2 separate regions of the Homo sapiens genome follow, and region 1 is linked to region 2. The links are chromatin contacts, found by Hi-C or POLR2A ChIA-PET in ENCODE. All regions are on one chromosome and are shown on one strand. Each heading gives the region's core, a stretch centred on a gene start or an enhancer-like site at or near the end of the contact. The rest is flanking DNA. Distances are from core to core; before and after follow the strand shown.

Region 1 (5,164 bases), core at 2,108-4,607, 73 kb after region 2:
AATAACAAAAATCCACCCCAAATCCTATGCTCCAGAAATAATCATAATATGAACATCTATATATTTAGGTATTTTTGTAGCAGTCACCGTTCTATGTACAGAATTATAACAATATTAATAATAACAATAGACACACATATAGTACTTATTATTATTATATACTTATACTGTATTAGTCTGTTCTCGCATTGCTGTAAAGAATTATCTGAGGCTGGGCAATTTATAAAGAAAAGAGGTTTAATTGGCTCATGGTTCTTCAAGCTGTACGGGAAGCACAGTATTTCTGCTTTTGGAGAGGCCTCAGGAAACTTACAATCATGGTGGAAGGCAAAGAGGGAATGAGGCGTCTCACATGGTGGAAGCAGAAGCAAGACAGAGAGAGGGGAGGTGATACACACTTTGAAACAACCAGCTCATGCAAGAACTCACTCACTCACTCACTCATTACCACAAAAACAGCACCAAGACGATAGTACTAAATTATTCACGAGAAACCACCCCCACGATCCAAACACCTCTCACCAGGCCTCACCTCCAACACTGGGGATAACAACTGAACATGAGATTTGGGTGGGGACAGAGATCTAAACCATATGAGATACTGATAGAAGAATTACGTACATGTATAGATAGAAGAATGGATGCTTAGAAAGCTAAATGATGGATAGACAGATATATAACCCTGCACGTATTTCTATTATAAGACCCACAAGAACTTTTTATTTGCATTTAATGATCACAAATATATCCCACACAGGATTCTGCACTCAATGAGAGTGGGAACCCTGTTCTATGCATCACTGCAGCCAGGCTGGTTTCTGGCATTGATTCCAACTTTATAGGATGTTTATTGAATGAGTGAGTAAATGAAGAACATGCAGTGCAATGTGCAAACATTGTTCAAGGAACGACATATGTTTTGCTTTTGTAAGCCTTCCCAGCCCCTTGCAAAGAAGATGTATCATCCCCATTTTTCAGATGAGGAACTGAGACAGGAAGAAAGTAATTTGTCCAGGGCCTAAAGAGCAACCTGCTGGATTCTGGCATGGGCTCTGATTCTGATATCCCCCCTTTCCACTATACCGCACTGATACTCAGAACAAATACCCCAAGAGGCCAAAAAAGGTATGAAGAATCTGCAGTTCCTTCATTGAAAAAATATTTATTAAGCTCCTTCTAAACACCACGCACTGGGATAGGAACCGAGTTTCAATGACTCCTAAACAGGGCTCCTGCATTGTATCCCAACAATGCACAAAAACAACCTATGGTTATGCTGTGGCTGTGCTCTGGTGTGTGTTGTGTGAGTGAAGGGAGAAGTACAAGAAAGAAGGTGGTTCCCAGAGGCCTCCTATGTACAAGCAGGAAAATAGAAGGCAGGCAATCAGAGGAGTCAGGGACACTGCTCCAGGCCAACACGAGCCCAGCAGTGGAAGTGATGAAAAAAAGAGGGCTCTGTAGGAGACACAAGCAGACCTGCTTAGAAAACAGCACCCACTTTGGGCCTACCAATTAGCGAAAAAAGGCCCTCTCTGCTGACCAATTAGAACAAGGTTCCCTTTCATCTCGCTGACCCAGCCCCATGCTGCACACATCACAGGGGCCGAAAAAGAGCGGGTCTCAGCCCTGACTGCCCTGGCTTAGCTGAGTGCCCTTGTCAGAGCAAAACCCACATCATCACCCAGCCCCCTGGGCGAAGCGCTTAGTAGGGCAGCCCTCATCATAGCTCCCTTTATTTAAGGCCACTTTAACAAGTCATTAGAACAGATCCTGGTTGGTTTTATGACATCTGCCCACTAAGGTTAACAAATATGTCAATCAAGAGGATTATAATCCAAGGAGGGAAAGAAGGCAGGGTAGGTTATTTTCTGGTGACTTTCATATTACCAGAAATCCGAATTAAGAATTTCAGATTTTTCTTTTTTTTGAGACAGTCTTACTCTGTCATCCAGGCTGGAGTGCAGCAGCACAATCTCAGCTGACTGCAACCTCTGCCTCCCAGATTCAAGTGATTCTCCTGCCTCAGCCTCCCTAGTAGTTGAGATTACAGGCACCTGCCACCATGTCCAGCTAATTTTTGTAGAGAAGGGGTTTCACCATATTGGCCAGGCTGATCTTGAACTCCTGACCTCAAGTGATCCGCCTGCCTCAGACTCCCAAAGTGCTGGTAGTAGAGGCATGAGCCATTGCACTGCCCAAGAATTTCAGATTTCTTAACATTGTTTTCAAACATCACCAGTTCTCCAAGAAGCTATATACACTGGAGAAGAGCGTTTGAAAACAATTTTTTGTACCCTGTTCTTTTCTCTTTGTTAAAAATTTTAAATCTTTGTTTTGAAGTTTAACATACACACAGAAAAGTAAGTGCACAAATTTTAAGTGTACAGCTCAATGAAGTTTTACAGAATGACTACATCCAAGTAACCAGCACCCAAGTCAAAAAACAGAATTATTGCTAACATCCAGAAACCCTCTCATATCTTCTTCCAGCCACTGTTCCCTCTCCACAGGTAACCTCCGCTTCTAACTGCTAACACCCCAGGCTCACTTTGCCTGTTTGTGAACTCTACATAAATGGAATAATTTAATGGGTTCTCTTTACTGTCTGGCTTCTTTTCCTTAACTTTATATTTGTGAGACTGATACATGGCCTTGCCAATAGCCAATAGTCCATTTATTCTCATTGCTGTATAGTATGCCTTTGTGGGGATGTATCATAAATTATTTCATTCATTCTACTGTTGATGGACATTTGGATCATCTTCGGTTTAGGGCTAATGTGAACAGTTACCAGCCTGTTTTTAATGTTTGATTGTTATTTACATACCCCTGCCAAAAGCCGCACCAAATGTGAATGTGAAATTCAAGGGCTGATAAATTGCTGTGGCCGTAGGAAGCAAAAATAACTGTAAAGGATCTTTTATCTTGATTAGAAAACTTAAAGATATGTTACCGTATAAGGCAATTATATACTGTATAAGCAATTATATGCAGTTCATTGCATAATGCCAGTAGTCATTAGACAGTGAGAAGCAAACAAGATTGATGAATTTTCAGGTAAAGAATAGGGATCTATGTGATTCTGGCAACAGCTGGTCAGTTTTACCCTCTGCATTTAGCAGAGCTTGGTAAATTTTTTATGATATGACAATGTGATATTCCTAAGATTGCGCGTATAAACTGTACTGATTAACTTCAAATTCTGTGAGGTAGGTGGCAAGTAGCATCATTTTCATTTTCCAGAAAAGGGAGTTTAGACAAATTGCTTTCCCTCCCTCTCCCCACGCGCAGGACGGCAAGTCAGTGTCATGGCTACAGAACGCATAGGCTTCTGCCTGTGAGCTGAGCTTCTCCAACTGTCCTCCCCACATGTGCCCAATATGCAGCGGGAAGGCAGTGGGAGGAACTGCAGCCTTGAGGTGGGAGGAATTCTATTAATACCTTGGATATTTATAGTACTCTGGAGTACTTGGAGCATCTTTTCAGAAGAGCTGGCCAAAGTCTGTGACTCATATGCCAACACAAGGAGCAATGTCATTTTGGAGACAGGCTGTCACATGGCGCTTGCAACTTCCGAACTCCTTATAGGGGCCAATTTCTCACCCCTGGTTATTATGTTCAAGAAATTGATGAATTAATCAAGGAACAATCCTTGAAGATGTTTTCTGGGCATCTCCACACAGGCTGGCTCCATCCCAGGGGTTCTTTGCCTTTTGTGCTGTGAATTTCCTTGGCCATCTGGTAAAGGCTTACGGACTCCTTTTCAGAATATTGTTTTAAAATGCGTAAAATAAAATACATGGAATTACAAAGGAAACAAAGCATACTGAAATACAGTTATCCGAATTGTAGAAACAAAAACAAGTTTGTGATCTAATAATATGTGTGTTTCTTTGCTGACATGTTCCACAACCAGATCTAGAGGTGAGAAAAGAATTAACAAAATTTCAAAGTAATAAGTATTCACAATATTTGACAATACCTGCAATAATGTGATGTGATATTAAAATAATTTTCTTTCTATTGGTGACAGTCACAGATACTGCAACTACTTCTGCAGTTTGCTGCCTATCATCATAGTTGAAAGAGATTTAAAATTTCCATTAGAGGTTAGTAAAAACTTCAGAGGTATCTTTTTTTCCCATCTAAATTCACAGACACCTGAATTCTATCCCTCATCCCTGAAATCTATTCGTACCTTAATAACCCCAAAGATGGCTCCTAGGTTAGGTGCACACACACACACACACCCCTCTAAACACCATCAGCTATCTGAAACCTGGCAGCCTCTCTCCAGAAAGCTGGACTCCAGGCCAGTCCTGCGGCCAGGCCAGAGAGTAGGAAGTTAAGGGCTTGTGATTATGAATCTCAGATTCTGCTACTACTACCAAGTAAGAATTGGCCTCAGGTGTAATCAAGGTCAGTTCCCAGCATGGCTCCTTGTGACAGGGCTGAGTAACAGGACTTCTTTTCAGTGATGTTCTGGACAATTGACAAGTTCAGATGATACCCAGGAACTACTGTTAATATTAAGTTGATGCTCATTAAGTGGATGAAAGCATTATGGTTATTAAAGAAAATGTCCACATTTTTAAAAGATGCATGCTGAAGTATACAGGGGTAAATAACATATCTGGGTTTTATAATTAGAGTTTTTTTTAAATGCCTCTGGGTTAAAAAGGGGATGAATGAAGCAAAAGTGGTGAAAAATTCAATTAAAATTTCTGGACTCTAGATAATGCTTATATAGGGGCTAGTTATACTGTTCCCTCTGCTTTAGCTTATGTTTAAAACTTTTTCCTATAAAAACCTTAAAAATAATTTTGGACCAAAAAATTAGGTGGAGAATAGTTTTTTATAGCGCCAATTTGCTTTTTATGATAACTATTACTCAATTTAGTTCAACTTACAACGCAATGGCTAAATTGTATCATTTCTCATATAGTAAGCATATGAGTTTTAAAAACTGGTTTTCTCCATACCTTTTGCCAGTTGTCACGCATGCTCTCACCCTCCAAGAGTTCATAGTTAAGCTATGAAGACATAATGGATACACATGAGACCAGAGTTGGGAAACAATGTCAGATAGGGTATGATGTAAATGCCAAGACAAGTGATAAAGATGGAAAATGTGATACATGTTCAGGAAAAGGGGAGATCAGGG
Region 2 (5,332 bases), core at 2,430-4,929:
AACCTCCATCTTGCCTTCCCTCATCTCTTCCTGATGTAAAGAATGTCATAGAAAACTTGAAGAAAATCATTCTAAGCTTTTATTTTTTTCTTTTTAAAGTTCAAGCCTAAAATAAATGATTATTTTCAAGCAAATCATAAATCTGTAATCTGAGATACTGGTCTTGCAAAAACACTTCAACGCTTCCAATTACTGGCTGTAAACTGCTTTTCTAAAAACCCTCTTAAATGTTCACTCTGCATTCTGAAAGAAGAACACAGACTGAAATTTCATCGCCATTTGCTCTGATTCCTAACTAAGGTGCTCCTCACACAGAATCTCCAGGAAGCAGAGATGGATGGGTAGATTTTACAATGGAGAGAGGACCGGTCCACTCTCAAAGTTCCATCCTGGACATTGAATAGCATCTTGGGAGGAACCAAAATGGGATCCCACTCTGGGTAAGACATGATAACACCAGCAGTGAGATTCCTGTGGATAGGGGAGTTTTCTTGGGCAGGGGTGAAGAGATACAGAAGAAAAGCAGGGAAGTGTGAATGCTAGGGATACAAAGAGAAGCCCCGGCAGGGAGCCTCACACAGATGCTTAATAAATGCTTTTTGATTTGACTGAATGATCAAAGTGTGGTGTTAGCGTCAAGCAGTCTTAGCACCATCGCATATAAATGCCTTTGGCAATCCACATGTCGGTTTATCTGGGGGCGGGGGTCAGGCTGTCGGAAGGGATGCTGTGCCCTTGCTTGATGTGAGTGGGCAGCCAGGGCCAGCCGTGGGAAGGGATTGAATCGTGGCGTCCTGTTCTTGCAACAGCCACATTCCTCATCGGAAGCTTGTACTGAGTGTTTGTCCTGCAAGCAGGAGCAGTCTGGGTGCATTTTTGAGATTCTGTGGGAGTTGCTGCAACTCAGACCCTCGGTTTTCTGATGTCCAAAAGAAGGGCGATAGTAAACAAGTAATAAGTAATAGTATTTGTTTATGTACATAACTTAACTCATAAAATCGTGCGATGATTTTAAAAAAAAGCTTTAAACAGCAGATATAAAAAGATAAGGTCCTTTTCATCAGAGGGTCCTGCTAGAATCTTTTCAGGAGGTAGGAGGCGGCATAGCTGAGTGGAAAGAATGTTGACCTGATGGGCCAGAGAAACAAATTCATTTCCCAGTTGAGCATAAACAGTTGTGAGACCTTGAGCCTCTCAGCCTTTCTGGGTTCCAACTTTCTCATCTGCAAATTTAAGGTGCTGGTCTAGAAGATCTTCCACTTCATGTTTTATTATCCTACAGAGAATTAAGAAAGGAATTGAGAGCCTAGTTTCCCTGGGGAGGTCAGTTTTACTTCTGAGGCCCTCAGATAGCCCTCTAGACGTCTGGCTAAAGGACAGAGGCATTTACATTCACATTTTCAGGTTGTATTTGGGAAATCGGACTAAGGAACAATACATTTCACATGCTCAGAAGCACAACCCCAGGTTAAGAAGGAGAGGAAGGCACTGCCTTACAGCAAACATCCACCTTATCTCGACCCCTAACCTCTCCTGGCCACATACCCCTGTCTAGATGAGCCACTCGGGATGGCCAGTGACCAAATAGCATGTGCAAAAGGAGTGGGGACTGGTGGGTAGTGGGGAGGAGAAAGAGAGAAAAGACTTTTCTGGACCCGTGGTAAATATGATTTCCTTGGTACTGAATGGAAAAGAATAAGCACTGCTTTTGATTACTCAAGTCCAACTTTCAAGAGTTTCAACAACTTCAGTGGGAAAAAGTATGCATATGTGTGTATGTATGTAATGTATGTATATATGTGTGTATATGCATATACATGCACAGACATATGTATACACAACACATAAATACATATGTGTGCAAAGCATATATATATACACATACACCTGTATGTTTATAAATTTATATTAAAAATCTTAGGAATGGCCTCATCTTCTCACCAGTGGTCTCTTCTCTCTGTTTCTACATCTTAGTCTCTCCCCATAAGACATATACCCAGTGAAATTCAGACTGAAATGTACAGAACTCTCTTCTAGATATTCTTCTTGGTGCAAACACTCCCTCGGTCCATATCCCTGTCCTTGTGCCCCCATCATCATAAAAAACAGGGACAGAATTTGAGAATTCTAACAGTTTGGGAAACTGTAAATGCCCACCCTTTTTGCATTTGCCACTGTTTCCATGACAAATTTTTTTCTCAGGAGAAAAGAACATTTCTAAAAGATCAAAATTAAATCACTTTGCAGACTCAAAAAAGGATGGTGGCTCTGGGGAAGTATTAACATGAAATAACACTATTTGTATCTAAAATCATTTATACCATGCATAAAATTCTCCCAGCATTTCAAATTTGCTAAGTTTAAAGTTCAGTCTTCTTCTTGTGTGTTTCTTTCTATTGGCACAGAATACAAAAGGGAGAATAGCTTTTGAACTCTCCGGTGATGTAACAAAATCTGATTTCATTGATGAGGATCATTGCTGAGTGAGGTATTTTGTGCTGAAAAAGTAATTGCTAGTTTGACATAGAGAAGCCATATCTATATCTACACAAATGCATATATAGAATGAGTAATATACAGATGTGTGTATTTATGTATATCTGTGTGGATAGATAGATTGATAGATGGATAGACTAATCCCCATTCAGACAAAAGTCCTCTTTGCCTTCCCTATATTATTCTTCAGTTATGTACACAAGGATTTCACTATCATCAATCTACTTGCCAATTATTTCTATGTTTTATCATCAGTTTTGGTTTTCCTCCTAGAAACTGTTGTTAAATGATATGTGATGGATGCTATATAAGCAGATATTACTTATCAGCCTGGAGAGACAGGATTGGATATTTTTAGGAGATCTCATTAAGAATACATAGGCCACCACCACCACCATCAAACACACACACACACACACACACACACACACACACAATATATATATATATATCACTTTAACAGCAACAACAAAAATAACTCCCCTTTCCCAAGTCCTCGTCTTGTATTTCTCTGCCTGACCTTCCACTGAAACAATAAGATAATATTCTTATGGAATGGGATTCCCACTTGTGGCAATACCTTTATAGAGGGCATCAACAACTGTGAATGAGTTCATCACAGTTTCTGGGCTCTGACAGAGAGGGACCAATAACGTGCTACTGTCAACCAAAAAGTATCTGAGACAGGTCTAAATCAATTCAGAAGTTTACTTTGCCAAGGTTAAGGACAGGACCAGGAGAAAAGAACATGGAACCACAGAAACAGTCTATGATCTGTGCCTTTTTCCAGAGATGATTTTGAGGGTTTCAATATTTAAAGGAGGAAAGTGGGCACGAGTGGAAAGAGGAAGGGGATGGATGGTCACATTGCTGAATCCACATGTTGCAAGAGATAAAAAGCAGGTAGGAGAATAGGCAATTAATATTTGTTTCACATTCAGTAAATTGAGATAAGGTGAACATGGAGTAGCTACCCGTGGAGATGTTTAACCTTTTATCTGTAGCTGTCTGCTTAGGAACAAAAGGAAAGGCAGTTTCTTGCATGACTCAGCTTTCAGCTTAATTTTTTTCTTTTTGGCATAGTGAAAGTGTTAACTTTCCTTTCACACTATGAACCACTAAGTATCTGAAAGGAACGGGGCAGGGATCCCAGCTACTCGAGAGGCTGAGGCACGAGAATCACTTGAACCTGGGAGGCAGAGATTGCAGTGACCCGAGATCGCACCATTGCACTCCAGCCTGGGTGACAGAGTAAGACTTGGTCTCAAAAAGAAAAACAAAAAGAAAGGGACGGGGATAGGTGAGGAGAAAAAAAAATGCTTGTGTGGGGAAAGCAGTGAAGTAAGAAAAGAGAAAGAGTTAAAGAAAAACTTCATATTATCTAATGGAGTCTAACAGAAATTGAATTCAAACCTTGGCTCTTTCGTTTAGTGTTTGTTTTGTATACTTGAACCAGTTAGTTGCCTAATCTCTATGATCCTTAGGTATTTACCTGTAAAAATAAAAATAAATTACAGGCTCATGCCTGTAATCCCAGCACTTTGGGAGGTCAAGGTGGGCGGATCACCTGAGGTCAGGAATTCAAGACCAGCCTGGCCAACATAGTGAAACCCTATCTTTACTGAAAATACAAAAATTAGCTGGGCATGGTGGCACATGCCTGTCATCCCAGCTACTCATGAGGCTGAGGCAGGAGAATCGCTTGAACCCGGGAGGTGGAGGTTACAGTGAGCCAAGATTGTGCCACTGCACTCCAGCCTGGGTGACAGAGAGAGACTCCGTCTCAAAAAACAATTATAAAAATAATAAAAATATCTATATTACCGGATGGTTTTAAGGATTATGTGAAACTATATAATAAATATAAAACATATAGTACAACTCCTTTCAAAATAATTATAACTTTCGTCAATTTATAATTTCCCAAGGATAATCACTATGCCCATATAACTATGGAAAAATTTTTGAAATATTTCTGGTTTGAGGGATGATAATTAAATGAATTTTATTCTAAGAAAATAATTGAACATCTGAAGGGAAACTATCTACAAAACAATTCTTAACATAAATAACCAACAATGAAGAAACAAAAAGTAAATTACAGCAGATTTGTGTTACAATGGACACACTTCAGAGAGCTACACTATGCAAACAGTAACTAGAAGAAAGCTGAAATTATTGCCTTAATATCAGACAAAATAGATTTTCAGACAAAAAGTATTACTAGAGACAAAGAGACATTTAATAACAATAAAGGGATCAATACATCAAGAAGATGAAACAATTATAAATGTATAATTTATAATACATAATTTATACAAAGCCCCAAAGTGCATGAAACAAAAACTGACAGAATTGGTAGTAGAAACAGTTGGAGTTATAGTTGGCATTATAGTTTGGAATTATAGTTGGAGATTCACATACTCCTCTCTCATTAACTGATATAACAACTAGAAAGATTTAAACAACAGTATCAATCAACCTGACCTAATTGACATATACAAGGTGCTCCACCACCAACAGCAGAATGCATATTCTTTTCAAGTACACATGGAAAAATTTCCAATATAGATTTTATGCTAGGCCATAAAGCAAGTAATAATAAACTCAAGAGATCATTAAAATTTTAAAATTAAAAGATAATTAACTATGATTAAGTAGGATTCATTCCAGAGACGCAAGAATAGTTTAATATATGAGAAATCAATAAATGCAATGCATCACATTAACAGAAAGAAAGACAAAAACCGTATAATCATTTTAACGGAAACACAAAAACATTTGACAGAATTCAACATTCCTTCATGATAAAAACTCTCAACAAATTGAGTATAGA

What was found. A loop is a pair of places that touch in the nucleus more often than their neighbours do. ChIA-PET counts read pairs that join two places held with the same protein, here RNA polymerase II (POLR2A). Pooled maps may share reads with other maps.
Region 1: a loop to region 2 is called in a map of left ventricle myocardium superior, with 5 times the contacts of the local background. The contact joins two enhancer-like sites. A Hi-C loop is called at or near these places in 25 of 168 maps with a recorded cell type or tissue (IMR-90, Right ventricle myocardium inferior, aorta and 15 more), 1 of 37 single-sample maps with no recorded cell type and 16 of 50 pooled maps. POLR2A ChIA-PET finds 5 or more read pairs at or near these places in 2 of 52 experiments (T-cell and activated B cell).

What each region holds. Positions count from the first base shown.
Region 1 is chr13:44,125,299-44,130,462 of GRCh38, forward strand. All of the region lies in intron 2 of LINC00390 (long intergenic non-protein coding RNA 390), which reads right to left. All of the region lies in intron 1 of SMIM2-AS1 (SMIM2 antisense RNA 1), which reads left to right. Among named protein-coding and RNA genes, the nearest start is that of SMIM2-AS1, 17 kb to the left of the region's middle. Within about 2 kb of position 3,358, at least 3 of the 41 ENCODE cell types and tissues checked have a DNase peak (open chromatin) inside an H3K27ac peak, as active enhancers do.
Region 2 is chr13:44,052,297-44,057,628 of GRCh38, forward strand. No RefSeq gene overlaps it. Among named protein-coding and RNA genes, the nearest start is that of NRAD1, 33 kb to the left of the region's middle. Within about 2 kb of position 3,680, at least 3 of the 41 ENCODE cell types and tissues checked have a DNase peak (open chromatin) inside an H3K27ac peak, as active enhancers do.